2 separate regions of the Homo sapiens genome follow, and region 2 is linked to region 1. Evidence: chromatin loops called from intact Hi-C (ENCODE). Cell type or tissue: GM12878. All regions are shown on one strand.

The links. Peaks named below come from ENCODE experiments on the same cell type or tissue, not always from the same donor. Only the 100,000 strongest peaks of a DNase experiment are listed, where the experiment ranks them.
Region 2: a loop joins it to region 1, with 7 times the contacts of the local background. A loop is called at or near these places in 11 of 110 quality-filtered maps.

What each region holds. Positions count from the first base shown.
Region 1 is chr5:137,885,344-137,893,343 of GRCh38, reverse strand. It overlaps MYOT (myotilin), which reads right to left. Exons shown (of 10, transcript NM_006790.3): 8 at 7,131-7,296; 9 at 6,347-6,480; 10 at 5,493-6,131. The coding sequence ends at 5,959. PKD2L2 (polycystin 2 like 2, transient receptor potential cation channel) reads right to left here and starts at 3,887. Exons shown (of 15, transcript NM_001300921.2): 1 at 3,822-3,887; 2 at 2,762-2,863; 3 at 731-864. The coding sequence starts at 3,852. PKD2L2-DT (PKD2L2 divergent transcript) reads left to right here and starts at 4,025. Exons shown (of 4, transcript XR_948815.3): 1 at 4,025-4,197; 2 at 5,056-5,184. In GM12878, CTCF peaks have their summits at 3,641 and 3,933; a DNase peak (open chromatin) is centred at 3,933; H3K4me3 peaks cover 2,828 bases; H3K27ac peaks cover 2,162 bases.
Region 2 is chr5:137,754,108-137,762,107 of GRCh38, reverse strand. HNRNPA0 (heterogeneous nuclear ribonucleoprotein A0) reads left to right here and starts at 7,745. Exons shown (of 1, transcript NM_006805.4): 1 at 7,745-8,000. RefSeq lists enhancers at 3,429-3,548, 7,013-7,704, 7,966-8,000 and a silencer at 7,026-7,385. In GM12878, no CTCF peak of the experiment used is centred here; DNase peaks (open chromatin) are centred at 3,197, 7,357 and 7,647; H3K4me3 peaks cover 1,580 bases; H3K27ac peaks cover 2,586 bases.

The DNA of each region.
Region 1 (8,000 bases):
ATGATTCCCTTACGTAAGTAAAAACACCATGAAATTATATTCTTATATATAAATTTTATTATATACTGTACCTTACTGTAACACATATAAACAGTAAAGGTTTTATGCCAAAACCACATATATTACACTTTCTGGGCAATTAAAGAAATTTTTAAAAGTAAATTTCACTATACACAATTATAGACTAGATCCTAACCCTCACATAGTAGATGCAAGTCTTCTATTTAACAAATGAAATGAGAATGTCTAAAAAAATCAAAAAAAATTTTTTTTTTGAGATGGAGCCTAGCTCTGTTGCCCAGGCTGGAGTGCAATGGCATGATCTTGGCTCACTGTAACCTCCACCTCCCGGGATTACAGGTGGCTGTCACCATGCCTGGCTAATGTTTGTATTTTTTAGTAGAGACGAGGTTTCACCAAGTTGGTCAGGCTGGTCTTGAACTCCTGACCTCAGGTGATCCACCCGCCTTGGCCTCCCAAAGTACTGGGATTACAGGCATGAGCCACCGTGCCTGGCCAAAAAAATTTTTTAAAAAATTACAAGAATAGTATCAAACTGAGAACACAGGCTCTCAAAAACACTTACTGGTTGGTTGTTTCTAATAGTTTAAAGAAATGACATTTATTTTTATTCATTTCTTCAAAAGATATTCATTGAGTGCCCACTGTGTATGCCAAGGGTTCATGGACTACCTAAATCTACTTCATCCACAGTCACAAGATACTTTACCTTCCAAAAATCAGTTATGCTGCGAATGGACTTAAAGTTGGTTCTTTCTTCACCAGGCACAGAAGTGTCCAAAAATAGAGATGACATAACCTTGTTTAAGTAATACATATGTGGGTTTACCATCCCAAAAGTCACTAAGGAGAATAATTTTTTGTTTAATAATTTACATTTAAAAACTCAGCTTATCAGGATTAAAAATGTTACATTTTTTTCTCAATTTTGAAAATTAAACTTTATTAATCTAATTATAAAAGTAATAATTTAAAAAATCTAAACTAGAAATATAAAAAGTAGGATGTGGTTTCTAGAATTAGTCTGGCAAATATTCTTCAGACATTTCTTTATGCATACACATTTATAAAGAAAATAATTTTATCTTTACAAAAATGAGGACACATTATACACACTATTCTGCAAGTTGACTTTTTCTCTACATGAGAGTAAGGCAATATAGTATGGTGAGTGGTTAAGGTTACATGGACTTTGAATTCAGACAGATAAGGGTGTGAGTCCCATCACAGGGATAGTATCTCTTACCCCCTAGTTTTGTTGTGAGAAGTGAGATGATGCACACAGAACATTTTAAACTGTGTTTTGGCACATGATGAGTTTTTAAAAATATTAACTAGTGGCGGGGCGTGGTGTTGCACCCATAATCCCAGAACTTTGGGAGGCTGAGGTGGGTGGATCACCTGAGATCAGGAGTTCGAGACCAGACTGACCAACATGGTGAAAACCCTGTCTCTACTAAAAACATACAAAATTAGCCGGGCGTGGTGGCACAGGCCTGTAATCCCAGCTACTCCGGAGGCTGAGGCAGGAGAATCGCTTGAACTCAGGAGGTGGAGGTTGCAGTGAGCCACTGTACTCCAGCCTGGGTGACAGAGCGAGACTGTCTCAAAAAAGAAAAAAAAAAGAAAAAAAATCACATTATAAATGGAGATTCAGGTTGCTGTATTATATTAAAAAAAGTGTTCTTTAAAAATCTCTGAATAATGGGATTATAAATGATCTTTTTACTTACATTTTTACATTTTCCAAATGTTCTGTAGTAAGCATGTAGTTTTCATAACCAAGCTTTTATAAAGCAGTCTAAGATATCTTAATTTATAAAGTTGCCTACAGTTATCTTTTTTTTTTTTTTCCTTGGGACAGGGTCTCAGCCTGTCACCCAGGCTGAAGTGCAGTCGTTGCAATCACAGTTCACTGCAGCCTCGACCTCCTGTGCTCAAGCAATCCTCCACCTCAGCCTTCTCAGTAGCTAGGACTACAGGGGTGTGCCACCACACCTGGCTAATTTTATAGTTGTCTTTTCAATCAAGAGCAGACTCAAACTCACCCCTACAACACCAATTAATTACTTAATTGCTATACAATTGCCAGTGTGTAGCACATACCAACATGAGACAATACTGCCAGTGAGCTTTCATCTACTGTTATGTTGGGTGCCATCGACAAATGCTCTTTAATACTCCTCTTTGCATATTAAGCCAATGCTATTGACCCACAGGTAGGAGGAATGCAGGTTGAGATGTTTTCCCAGTCCTCCTTAATTATTTGCATTGACTCAGCACAAACTATTTTTTTAACTGCAATAGGTCAGTGAAAAGAACCAAGCTAATGGCAGACACCAAGATGAACTTTGGCCTCATTTGTACTTTGATTTATGAAACTCAGCTGATGTGTCTATATGACTCTAAACAAAATCAAATTGCAGTTGCCAACCCAAGGGATGAATTATGCTCAAGACAGAACTGCCAAATGAAAGGAATAATTCTAATTCAGTCAGTATTGACTATGGAAGCTTCTTACATTTGCGATGTAAAATTTTGCCCCTTAAGAACTGAAAATAGTCAATTTCTAAATGAAATGAATCTAAATGAATTTAAGATTATGTTTAAACGTGTCACTGTATTTTGAGTTTTAGTAGCCTGACAGCCTGTGGTTTTGAAGTTTGTATGTTTTATTTTTCATCTCCACATTTTAACTTCTTAGTTCAAACAAACAGCATCTTTATATCTGTGTACTTACATATACATAGGTTTATTAAAAAAATAAAGTAGAGTAACAATTCCTGAAGTGTGGTTGTAATTTCTACTTCCTTTCTGTAATGCAACTTATGTTTCGAAGCCCCTGTGAGATATAAGACAAAATTTTTCTTTACATTATTATGTAATTTATAAGTGACAACAATGGAAAAACCACAGCCACTTTTAGTCCTTACACTGCGGGGAGGAAAGCTCCAATAGCTTCTGGCTATTTTTCAATTCTTAGTTTTACGAGGCAGGGATAATTTTTTTACTATATACTATTAATAACAGATTTTTTTTTTGAGACGGAGTCTAGCTCTGTCGCCAGGCTGGAGTTCAGTGACGCGATCTCGTCTCACTGCAGCCTCCGCCTCCCCGGTTCAAGCGATTCTCCTGCCTCAGCCTCCCGAGTAGCTGGGACTACAGGCGCGCGCCACCACACCCAGCTAATTTTCGTATTTTTAGTAGAGATGGGGTTTCACCATGTTGGCCAGGATGGTCTCGATCTCTTGACCTTGTGATCCGCCCGCCTCGGCCTCCCAAAGTGTTGGGATTACAGGCTTGAGCCACTGCGCCCGGCCACTAACAGATTTTATATCATGATGTCTTCTCGCCAGTCTTAAGATGAAAAAGCAAAATACGAAACAAGTAAAACCTCTCATCTGTCCTAACCGTTTTCTCCACCCTCAATACAGCTTCTTGGGAAGGCTGGTTTCTGCTGGACAGGGGAAAAACACCTCGGCTTGAATTCTGTCAAGGTCACGACTCCCCAGATCAACCAAGGACTTTAGAGACCGGCCTAGCGACGGTCACTCGACAGGTGACAACGCCCAGCTCGAGCCTCCGGCAAGAGGCGAGCGCCACCTCGCTCAGGGCTTCAGTTTTCCCGTCTGTGCAATGGGACCATCTGTCCCTCTCCGCTTCCCCAGGGGAGGCTGTGAGGGCTAAAGGTGTCGGCAGTCACATCTCTCAAACGAATTTGGGGCCGCAGAGTTCCTTTCAGGGTGTCTGGAACTGCCAAATCGCCCCTGTCCCTCCCACTCCTTAAGAGGACCCCTCACCGCCTCGGTGCCACCGTGACGCCTCAGCCATGGCGGACCTGCACTACACCGCCCGTTCGTTCGCCTGAGGCCGCGGCGCTTGCGCGCTAGTCTTGCGGCGCGCGCTGCCCGGCTCTGACGCCTGCGCGAGCCCCCAGCTCCTCCAGGGCGGCGAGCTACTCGACAAGTCGTCAGCGCGGCTGCGCCGCAGGAGCCCGGGAGGCCTTTCGCCCGAGGCGGGCTGCGGGCTGCTGGGGTCTGGTGCGGAGGGCCAACTTCTGGGAATAACCTGGCTGTGGGCTTAAAAATCGTAGTCATTCATTATCACGGGCTTCTCTCTCTCGAATACCTTTAACATTTATCGCCTTGTTAGTCTCCACATCCACCTCCGTGAAAGGTAGGTATTTTTGTCCTCATTTTAGGCCTGAAGAAACCGAGAAGCTGAGAAATGAAGTAATTCACTGGAAGTTGGGGCCAAGTCTTGGATGCCCAAGCCCAAATTCCTAACCGTGACCCTACGCTGCTGCTGCTGCTGCTACTTGCAGAAACTGGTTATTAACCGAGAGCTGTTGCTGGAAGTAGCTTCCACTCCCCTGCCCCCGTGATGTAAAAATAGATGAAAAACTCTGCAGTGATTATGTGAAAGGTCAGGCCGACACAGGAGTCCTGGGGCCCAGACCCACATCTGACCCAGAAGCTTTGCAAAGATGAGAAGGTTGGTAAACCAGCTATAGAAAAGGCCAAACTAATTTGGCTGTAAATTAAGGCAGCCAAAAGCCCTCCAGGATGTAAGACCAGGACGGATTCTCGTGTTGATAAAAAGGAAAATAAAATGGAATCCAGTCCAAAGGCCCCAGGGAAACCTGCAAAGAAAACCACTAACCAGTTTTGAAAGTAAAAGATAAAGCCACTTTTGTTATTTCCCTGAAAGAGATGTAGACTGCTGTCGATAAATGCTGTTTTATGTGTAGATAAAAAGCAAAACGGCCACACAGTAGTGAGGGTCAAAAACTACCATCGATGAGAGGAACAGGAGAGGCCTCGCAAAAGGCTGACAGCCAGTGAACTAGAAGCCCGAGAGGAAAAAAAGCTTTAGAATAGTTTTAACAAAAGGATTTGGGCTTTCCTGTACTGGGACTCTCAGCTGTTCACAAAATTATGCTTTCTAAAGTAACAGATTATCTGAAATTGAAATTATTAGAGGAAAAACACCCATATATAGGTAATCAAATTTACATAATTTTTTTTTTTTTAGAGATGGAGTCTCGCTATATTTCCCAGTCTGGCCTCAAACTCCTGATCTTAAGGGATCCCCAGCTCAACCTCTCCCAGCAGCTGGGACTACCGGGCTGTCAAATTTACATTAACTATGAGAATTAAGCAGGTAATCTCTAGAGACTATTCTTATTCCTTTGAGCATAACAGACTGAAAAATCCTGAAGAATTAGAAACCTGTTTGGTTAAAACAAAATCACAAATTCAGTAGATTCAGTCATGATTTAAGTTCTTGTGATTGCCTTTGAAGTGCAAACCATGGCAAGTCTAGCTTAGTTTCTAGAGGAATTGGCTGAGCTGTAAGTGAGCTTCACACTGTTCTAGAATATAACATTGCTCTTTTGGAACTTGTTATTCATAGGTTTTGCTGAGTGGAGTTTTATTTTACAGATCTAGACTTTTGTGAAGAGGAGACAGTCCGTTTTAAATATTTGAATTTTATTTTCTTTTGACATACAACTGTGGAACACTCAGATAATCTATACCATGTTAGTATTCCTACAAGAGAAAACGGGTAAAACAGTATTTAGAAAGCAGTACCAGTAAACGTTATTACAAGCATTAGATGTGTTTAAAAAGTTGATACTAATTTATAACCTGTAATTGTTAAATGTGCATGACTTAAATGTTAAAATCCTGTATTTTAAGATAGTCTTCTGCAGTTACAAATCCATATACCCAGATTTCCTGTAGGCTTCACAAATCGGAGGGGTACATAGAATGTGCAAGAGTCAAAGGATAAATAATATTATAAATATATATTAACTATATTACCTAATTAAAACCATAATCTGTTAATACAGCTATGGATTAATTTCAAAAAAATGTAATCAAATATATTACTAATGGTGTAGTTGGCTGTTTTCCAATGTTGGTAAAGTTATTAAAGTTCTTCACTTTCATAGAGTCCAGATTGAGCTGCCAAACGCTGAAATTCTCCTTCTGGGTTAAAAGCTTGTTTTACATTCAAACCTTTCCCATTAAGTGCTAAATATTTGCTGAATGTTGGTCGAACCCGTAACTGCTTAGGAGCTGGAAGAGTTTGGTTTGGACGTGCTGAAATAGATCACATAAAAGTTGATTCAGAAAACCTGTTCTAACCAAATTGGTCACACTAGGTATTTATTATCAGACAGGAAAAGAAAAAAGAACCAAAACTGATTATATATGGGGAAAATATCTCAAATTTTATACTCTGCTGGGATTTTCATTTCTTATTAAATCTTCCTAGTTAAATCCCTTATAATACTTTGGTTAATAGTATGACATACCCGTAACGTCTAATCTTGTGTTACATGTAGTCACTCCAGCTTCATTAACTGCTGACACAGTATACCACCCAGCATCTTTCTTGTTTACATCTTTTATCAGTAAAGTAACTCTTCCAGTGTTATCTTGATATAAGCTGAAATAAAAATTTTTAAGAAATGAAAGTACAGGAATTATTTCTGTGAAGTGGATGTCTCTGACCAACAGTCAGACTAGGAAGAAAAAAACATTTGAAAATTCCAAAGCTGTATCTATTTATTGCCAAATAGCTATTGGTTTTCTTGAATTAAACATCCCCCCTTGGGTGCTGTCTCCCTCTGCTCTTCAATCTGTCCCCTGATGGTCCCTGTCATTCACTCGGGTGTGTCTGTGTTTGTATTTATGCGTATGTATAGGGGAATGGAGGGGTCCTGACCTGTTCCGTTATCTGTCTCCTACCTCCTCCTTTGTTTAATAAAGGCTGAAGCTTTTTGTAAAGAAAGAAAAGAAAAGAAAACATCCCCCTTTAATCTTGTTTATGTCATTTATTTCCTTGGGCCATCTTTCATCATCGTTGATAAAAAGATAAATCCTAGTCTACTTTATGCCTTACATTTCTGATTAGTGGAATCTGGCTTACTGAAGTTTTCTTACATTTTTATCTAATATATATTTTATTATATTATTCTTTAGTGTTTTAAAAACTAGACAAATTGAGATAAATGCATGCCATTTATAATGCATGTTAAAAAGTATAACTGGATTCACCCAAATAAACTATAGTAAGTCTAGAAATACATATCCTACCTTATTCGGTCAGTGTTGAATTGTACCATTTCATTATTTCTTTTCCAGAAAAGCTTTGGTGGAGGTATAGCCGAGATCTGGCATTCTAGTTTCACTGAATCTCCCTCTAAAACTTTTTTGCTCTGTGGTTTGTAGATAAACATTGGTGCTCTTTTATGTTCTTTTGCTATATATTAATACAAAAATTCAAGTATTTGAAATATTATAAAAAAGGTATTAAATCAAACCAAGGTATTATGAAATTTGTATGTTGATATTAAAATGTTAAAAAGCAACAGCAACAGAAAGAAACTCAGTAAAAAAGACATGCAGTACTATTTTGTTATACCATTCAGAATTCTAAACTCTAATGTAATGATGCATTGAATTGATAATCAGATAATTATATTTCATTCAAACTAAAGTCATATTCTTTTTTTTTTTTTTTTTTTTTTTTTTTTTTGAGACAGAGTCTCGCTCTTTTGCCCAGGCTGGAGCGCAGTGGCGTGATCTTGGTTCACTGCAACCTCCGCCTCCCAGGTTCAAGGAAGTCTCCTGCCACAGCCTCCTGAGTAGCTGGGATTACAGGTGTGCACCACACCCAACTAATTTTTGTATTTTTTTTAGTGGACACAGAGTTTTGCCATGTTAGCCAGGCTGATCTCTAACTCCTGGCCTCAAGTGATCTGCCCACCTCAGCCTCCTAAAGTGTTGGGATTACAGTCATGAGCCACCGTGCCTGGCCCAAATTTAAGTTATATTCTTTATCATCTCATCTACAGGGAGGCAGCATGAGTGATGGAAAGAGTATCAGACAGCTTGGGTTCAAATTACCTATTGGCTCCATGAGCCATGCCAAATTGGTAAAATTTTGTTTAGTTTCTCTGAGTC
Region 2 (8,000 bases), 130 kb after region 1:
AATGGGCCAAATTTAAAAGCTTTTGATATGAGTTGTTAGGGTCCACTAGAAAAAATATACTTTCACCACAAGTGGCAAAGAATGCCCTTTTGAAATGTTCACCTTGAATAAATAAAAATGGAACCTGTACTAGTTTGCTAGTGCTGCCATAACAAAATATTACAGAATGAGTGGCTTAAACAATAGAAATTTATTTTCTCCTAGTTCTGGAGGCTGGAGGTCAAAGATGAAGTGCTGGCAGTCTGGGGTTCTTCTGAGGCCTCTCCTCCTTGGCTTGCAGATGGTCGTCCCTTTATGCACTTGTGCTCCTGTTGTCTTTCTTATGACACCAGACATATTGAAGTAGGGCCCCACCCTAATGACATCATTTTAATGTAATCACCTCTTTCGAAACCTTATCTTCAATTATGGTTACATTTGGAGGTACTGGGAGTTATGGCTTGAATATATGAATTTGAGCGTGGGGACCAGGGGTGCACAATTTAGTCCATAGCAGAATCCTAACTGTAAAACAAACATGGATCCAATAAAAAGCTAATTTTAAAAAATCACAGTTGCTGCTTTCTGGAAATATAGCTGGCCATAGTCTTTCCTTTCTTTCTCAGTTCATTCTTTCTCTGTCTACGTATAATTTAATATTAAAACACACTCTTTTTAGTGTGTGGTTCTATGACTTGTGTAACCATCACATTCCATTAGCTTTTTGTAATCAAGCTTGCAGGAGGGATGGAAGCCAAAGGCAGTCTAAATTTCAGTTTTATTTTTAAGTGTTTTATTTTGGAAGGCTTAGACACCTGTAAGCGAGTTAAAGAAACAAAGTAAACTCAGGCAGTGATCTAAAAGGCAAAGTAGAAAAAAATAGTTTTTCCTCCTTAATGACGTAGAGTAGGAAATTGACTGCATCATTTAAGTGTTTACATAATACTCCTTTTATTGACTGTCCCTACCTTTACTGATCTAATCTCCAAAAAGAATCTAACATTCTGGCCTGGTGTGGTGACTCATGCCTGTAATCCCAGTACTTTGGGAGCCAGAGGCAGATGGATCACCTGAGGTCAGGAGTTCAAGACCAGCCTGGTCAACACGGTGAAACTCTGTCTCTAATAAATATACAAAAATTAGCTGAGAGTGGTGGCACATGCCTGTAATTCCAGCTACTCAGGAGGCTGAGGCAGGAGAATCGCTTGAACCCTGGAGGCGGAGATTGCACTGAGCTGAGATTGCACCACTGCATTCCAGCCTGGGCGTCAGACTCTTGTCTCAAAAAAACAAACAAACACAAAAAAACTTAACATTCCAGTCATACTGCATATATCCTGGCTTTCTTAATGTCTCTACAACATTCTTGTATTGTCTCTGATCATCCCTATACCCTACTGTATGTAAGGTGTCTAGACCTGACATTTACCTCTGTGAAGCTTTATTAGCCAATAGAAATGAAAACCCTAATGGATCCCCATTTAGGTGGCATAGATCAGGGGTTCCCACCTCCTGGGCCATGGACTGGTATCAGTCTATGGCCTGTTAGGAACTGGGCTGCACAGCAGGAGGTGAGCGGTGGGTGAGCGAGTGAAGCTTCATTTGTATTTACAGCTGCTCCCCATGGCTCACATTACCACCTGAGCTCCGTCTACTGTCACAGCAGCAGCGGGATTAGATTCTCATAGGGCATGAACCCTATTGTGAACTGAACATGTGAGGTATCTAGGTTGTGCACTTCTTATGAGAATCTAATGCCTGATGATCTGAGGTGGAGCTGAGGTGGTAATGCTAATGTGGGGGAGTGGCTGCAAATACAGATTAACATTAGCAGGGAGGTCTGACTGCACAGAGACCATAATAAGTCGCAGACTCATATCAAAACCCTATCAGTGAGTGGCAAGTGACAATTAAGCCGTGGCTGGCAGTAGGCTTTATAGTGGCAAGTGAATTGATGTACTTCAATTGTACAGCTACATCTGGTGGCAGGCTGTCAGAATCTGACACTTAACTTTAGTCTGAGCATGGCCTGCCCATTATTTTATTTACCACTTCCATCCGTGCCTCTTTCCCATGCTATGCACTTGTCTCAGTCATAGTTTTGGTAAGCCCACAAGCTAACCCTAGCCAAAATGAGTAAAAAACAAATGTCACTGGAGAGCTTCTTTGTCAAGGGGGACAGACTGAATGATGAGACATCAGAAGACATTAAGACTTCCATCAAAAACAAAGCTGCATTTAAAAGAAAATACCAAGAGTCCTACTTAAATTACAGGCTCATTGCAACAAGTGATTAACATTCTACAAGCCCACTTTGTATAACATGTGGCAACCGGCTATCCAACAAAGCCATGAAACCTTCAAAACTGCTTCTCCACATGGAAACCTAGCACCTTGCATTAAAACACAAGGCTTTTGAGTTTTTCAAATGAACACAAAGAACAGAAGCAACTGGCCAGGCATGGTGGCTCACACCTGTAATCCCAGCACTTTGGGAGGCTGAGGTGGGTGGATTGCTTGAGGCCAAGAGTTTGAGACCAGCCTGGTCAATATGGTGAAACTCCGTCTCTACTGAAAATACAAAAATTAGCTGGGTGTGGTGGTACGCACCTGTAGTCCCAGCTACTCGGGAGGCTGAGGCATGAGAATCACTTGAACCCAGGAGGCAGAGGTTGCAGTGAGCCAAGATTGCACCACTGCACTCCAGCCTGGGTGAAAGAGAAAGACCCTGTCTCAAAAACAAGCAAACAAAAAACCAGAAGCAATTATTGAAGGCCACCACTTCATCAAATGTATCTGCACTGAGAGCATCATTCTTAGTGGCTAACTGCATTGCTAAAGCTAAGAAGCCCTTTACCGTTGGTGAAGAATTGTTCCTGCCTGCTGCTAAGGACATTTATCATGAACTTTTAGGAGAGGCTGAAGTTCAAAAGGTGACACATGTTCCTTTTTCGGCTAGTACCATAACTAGACAAAGTGATGAAATACAGAGGATATTGGGGCACAATTGTTAGGATTAATGAGTCACCATGGTATGCAATCCAGGTTAATGAGTCTACTGATGTTGACAAGACAACAATGCTTGTTTTTGTGCCATATCTTTTTCAGGAGGATGTGCAGGGGAATATGTTATGTGCACTTTTGTTGCCAACCAACACCACAGGTGCAGAACTATTCAAGACTTTGATTACATATCAGAAAAACGGAATTGGTCATTTTGTGTCAGTATATGCACAGACAGAGTGGCTGATATGACTGGATGGCTTTCTGGTTTCACTACTCAGGTCAAAGAGGTCACTTCTGAATGTGAGTCTATGCACTGTGTCATCTACAGAGAAATGCCGGGTAGCCGAAAATTGTCACCCGAACTTAAGGTTTTACAGGATGTGATTAAAATTATCAATGACATTAAAGTGCATGCCCTTAACTCAATGTCTGTTTGCGCAACTCTGTGAGATGTGTATAAGAAATGAGATGGCTTTCTAAAGGTAGATAACTGGCCAGAATTTTTGAGTTATGAGAGCCACTCCAGAGATTTCTTTTACAAAAACAGTCACCACTAGCAGCACATTTCAGTGACATAGAATGGGTGGCAAAACTTGTTTACTTGTGTGACACATTCAACCTGCTCAGTGAATTCAATCTGTCACTTCAGGGGAGAATGACAACTGTGTTCAAATCAGCAGATAAAGGGGCTGCATTGAAAACCAAACTGGAGTTATGGGGGCGATGAGTGAACATTGGGATTTCTGACATGTTTCAAACATTAGCAGAGATTTTGAAAGTGACTGAGCCAACGCCTTCTTTCTCCCAGCTGCTGCATGATCACCTAGCTCAGCTTTCAAAAGAGTTTGAGCTTTACTTGCCAACCACAAAAAAATCCCTGAGCTGGGAAGGAATGGATCCACCACCCATTTGTGAATAAGCCAGAAGAATTGACTTTGTCGATACTAGAAGAGGATCAACTGCTTGAGATTGCAAGTGACGGCAGCCTTGTATGTTTGAGACAACTTCAAATCTCCATACATTCTGGATGGAATATCCTGAGATTGCCACAAAAGCACTGAAAAGCCTGCTTCCATTTCCAGCATCCTATATTTGTGAAGCAGGGTTTTCTGCAGTGACAGCAACCAAAACTAGATTATGGAGTAAACTGGACATAAGCAACACACTTCGGGTGTCACTGTCTCCCATCACCCCCAGATGGGAACCGGCTAGTTGCGGGAAAACAAGCTCAAGCCTTCCACTGATTCTACGTTACGGTGAGTTGTATAATTATTATATTTCATTGAATATTATGATGCAATAATAATAGAAATAAAGTGCACATTAAATGTAATGCACTTGAATCATCCTGAAACTACATCCTGGTCTGTGGAAAAATTGTTTTTCACAAAATAGGTCTCTTGTGCCAGAAAAGTTGGGCACTGCTGGTAAACTATTATTTAAAAACAATGTAGGCAAAAACTATCTACCAAAATTGTAAATTCCTAAAGTAACAGTTTTCATAAGTTATGGTCTTTATTCCTTCAGGAGTTCATCTTTTACTGTTTTAAGATTTGGATGACTCTGAAACAGTGGTGCCATCTCAGCTAACAACAGCAGCATCTGCCTTCTGGGTTCAAGCAATTCTCCTGCTTCAGCCTCCCAAGTAGCTGGGACTACAGGCATGCGCCACCACACACGGGGTTTCAATTTGTTAGCCATGCTGGTCTTGAGCTCCTGACCTCAAGTGATCCGCCTGCCTCAGCCCCCCCACAGTGCAGGGATTACAGGCACGAGCCACTGTGCCCAGCCCATTTTCCCCTTTCTTTATTATCAATAGGCAAATCCTGACATTTGAATTTTTTTTGTAATAACAAGGTTAATAGCTTTCTACTGTCCTCTTTCATTTTTTTAATGTCATTTATCACTATCTAACATGCCATATACCACTCTTATTTGTTTATTGTCTGCTTCTTCCCACTAGAATGTAAGCATCATGAGGGCAGAGGTTTTTGTCTGTTGTTTACAGCCATATTGCCAGCACCAGGCATAGGATTCATATAATTGGATAAACTGAGCACTTACTGTGTACCAGGCATGTATACATGTTTACATGTAGAATCTTATTTAATTTTCACTACAACAGAAAGATGTTTTATTATTCCCATTTTAAGATAATAAAACTGATTACATTTTTTTAAAAGGTTAAGTAACTTAGCCAAAGTCACATAACTGAATGGTTACAGGGTAAGTGATAGATCAGACTAGTTTACCCTCAAACCTTAGCCCATCTATTTACCTTTGTTACAGTATCCAAACTACTTAACCTAAGATTCAGCACATTCCATAGTATCATTTCATAGTACCAAAGACCCTCAACCTATCTTACCTCTCACTATTTTCTATCTAAAACTGCCTGCTTCTCTCAAACTAACTGGCCCACTCCCTGTCTCTTGAAGCTTATGTTCCCTCTGGATTTTGCTCAAATAAACTCCCTACAGAAATCTTTTTTTTTTTCCTTTCCAACTTTTATTTTAGGTTCAAGGGATACGCGTGGAGGTTTGTTATGTGGGTAAATTGTTAGTCTTGGGGGTTTGGTGTATAGATAATTTTGTCACCCAAGTCATCAGCATAATACCTGATAGGTAGCTTTTTAGTCCTCACCCTCCTCCCACCCTCCATCCTTAAAAAAGACCTGATGTCTAATGTTCCCTTCTTTTGTGTCCATGTGTACTCAATGTGTAGCTCCCACTTATAAGTGAGAACTTGTGGTATTTGGTTTTCTGTTCCAGCCTTAATTTGCTTAGGATACTAACTAGTCTTTGGCTCTGAGGTTCAGTGCAACTTCCAATTCTTTCCTAAATCTTTCCTGAATACTTGAGGATACAGTGAGGAATTCCTCTTAACTTCTTCAGCGTTTACCATATGGTTTTGGAGGCTTTTGGTCACGTAATGCCTCATATTAACTATGTCCCACCCCATTTATCTTGCTTGGCACACAAAGGCTCAATAAATGGAAGCCATTGTAATTTTCTTCCATTCCCATCTGAGTGAGGGCACTAAAAGCAGTAACTTAGGGGTATATGATCTCTCTCTCTGTAAAACATTCGTCTAACCCAACATCTTTAAAAAGCTAACATTCTACTTTTGGGAGGCCGAGGCGGGCAGATCACTAGGTCACGAGTTTGAGACCATCCTGACCAACATGGTGAAATCCCGTCTCCACTAAAAATACAAACATTAGCCAGGTGTGGTGGTGCCCGCCTGTAGTCCCAGCTACTTGGGAGGCTGAGGCAGGAGAATCGCTTGAACCCGGGAGGTGGAGGTTGCAGTGAACCAAGATCGTGCCATTGCATTCCAGCTTAGGCAAGACTCCGTCTCAAAAAAAAAAAAAAAAAAGCAAAGTTAACATTCTAGGCCAGGCGCGGTGGCTCACGCCTGTAACCCAGCACTTTGGGAGGCCGAGGCAGATGGATCACCTAAGGTCAGGAGTTTGAGACCAGTCTGACCAACATGGTGAAACCCCATCTCTGCTAAAATACAAAAATTAGCCGGGTGTGGTGGTGGGCGCCTGTAATCTCAGCTACTCAGGAGGCTGAGGCAGGAGAACAGCTTGAACCCAGGAGGCGGAGGTTGCTGAGCCGAGATTGCGCCAGTGCACTACAGCCTGGGCAACAAGAGTGAAACTCCATCTCAACAACAACAAAAAAGCTAACATTCTAGTTCAAAGAAAGCAACACATAGATGATGTAAATTACACATAAAAAACCATTCACTGAGGTTAAATGAAAATGTCTGCTGGAGTGTGCCAAGGGGACCTGAAAGGGCCTCCTCTGAGAGGGCATCGTGGGAGGGCTTCAAGGAGGGCGGGAGGGTGGCAGGGAGGCAGGGATGTCGCGCCTCGTCTGGTTCCTAATGTCTGAAGTTCTTTTGGTTCCCTGTTGTCTTTCACACCGCCGCCTCGGGCTCGCTTTTGCGCAGGGCCACGTGGCAAAGTTTTAGTTTAACCGCACGTCGGGCCCACTGTAAACGGTTAATAACCGCCTTCGTGGACCAGGCCTCTGCCCTCCATCTTTGTGCGGGCGGGAGGTGGGGCGGGGACGCCAGGTGTAGCGGACAAGCGGAGAGGCGGCGGGTAGATCCGGGCCCCCAACCCCAACAGTCAAGTTTTCAAAAAGCCCGCGCGTGGCGCCCCAGACCGCATCCGTTGGGAATGGCCCCCAGCGCGCCCCCTGCTCTCTCCCCGGCAAAGCCCTGGGCGGGAGAAGGCGCGGGGGTGGTAGGCCGGCTCTGCACGCCGGGGGCGCCGGGGCAAGCGCGCACCGGGGAGCGCGCCCGTCCAACAGCTGCCGAAAACGGAAGTGGGTGCGAGGGGATCACGGTGATTGGCTGAACTCAGATGTCTCTCAAGGGGCTGGCGCGAACGCCACTGCGGAGTTGGGCGAGGGGATGAGTAAAGGGGAGGGGGAGAAACACTGGGAACAGCCGCGGTGCTAGGAGGAAATGAATCGCGGTGGTGCGCGGAGGGCAGGGAGGGACCCATGTCAAGGGACAGTGGGGCGCTCGGGAATGAAAGTGGGCTGGCAGAAGCGGAAGCGGGAGCGGCACAGGCCGCGGGCTTGAATAGACCGCGGAGGGCGGGGAGTCCGTGATCTAGAGCGGCGCTGCGGCGCGGTAGGCGGGATTAAGGGGAGCGAGGCGGGGATTGGCTGGTAGCCCTAGGCTGCCGTACGTCGGCGGTGACGCACGCCTCGGGGAGGGTGCGCGCGCGTTCAGCGGCCTCTTTGTGTGGTGCCCAGATAGGGGAGCGGAGGTGGCGGCGGCGGCGGTAGCGGTGGCCTTGGTTGTCTTCCAGTCTCCTCGGCTCGCCCTTTAGCCGGCACCGCTCCCCTTCCCTCCCCCTTCCTCTCTTCCTTCCTTCCCTCCCCTTCCCTTTTTCCCTTCCCCGTCGGTGAGCGGCGGGGGTGGCTCCAGCAACGGCTGGGCCCAAGCTGTGTAGAGGCCTTAACCAACGATAACGGCGGCGACGGCGAAAC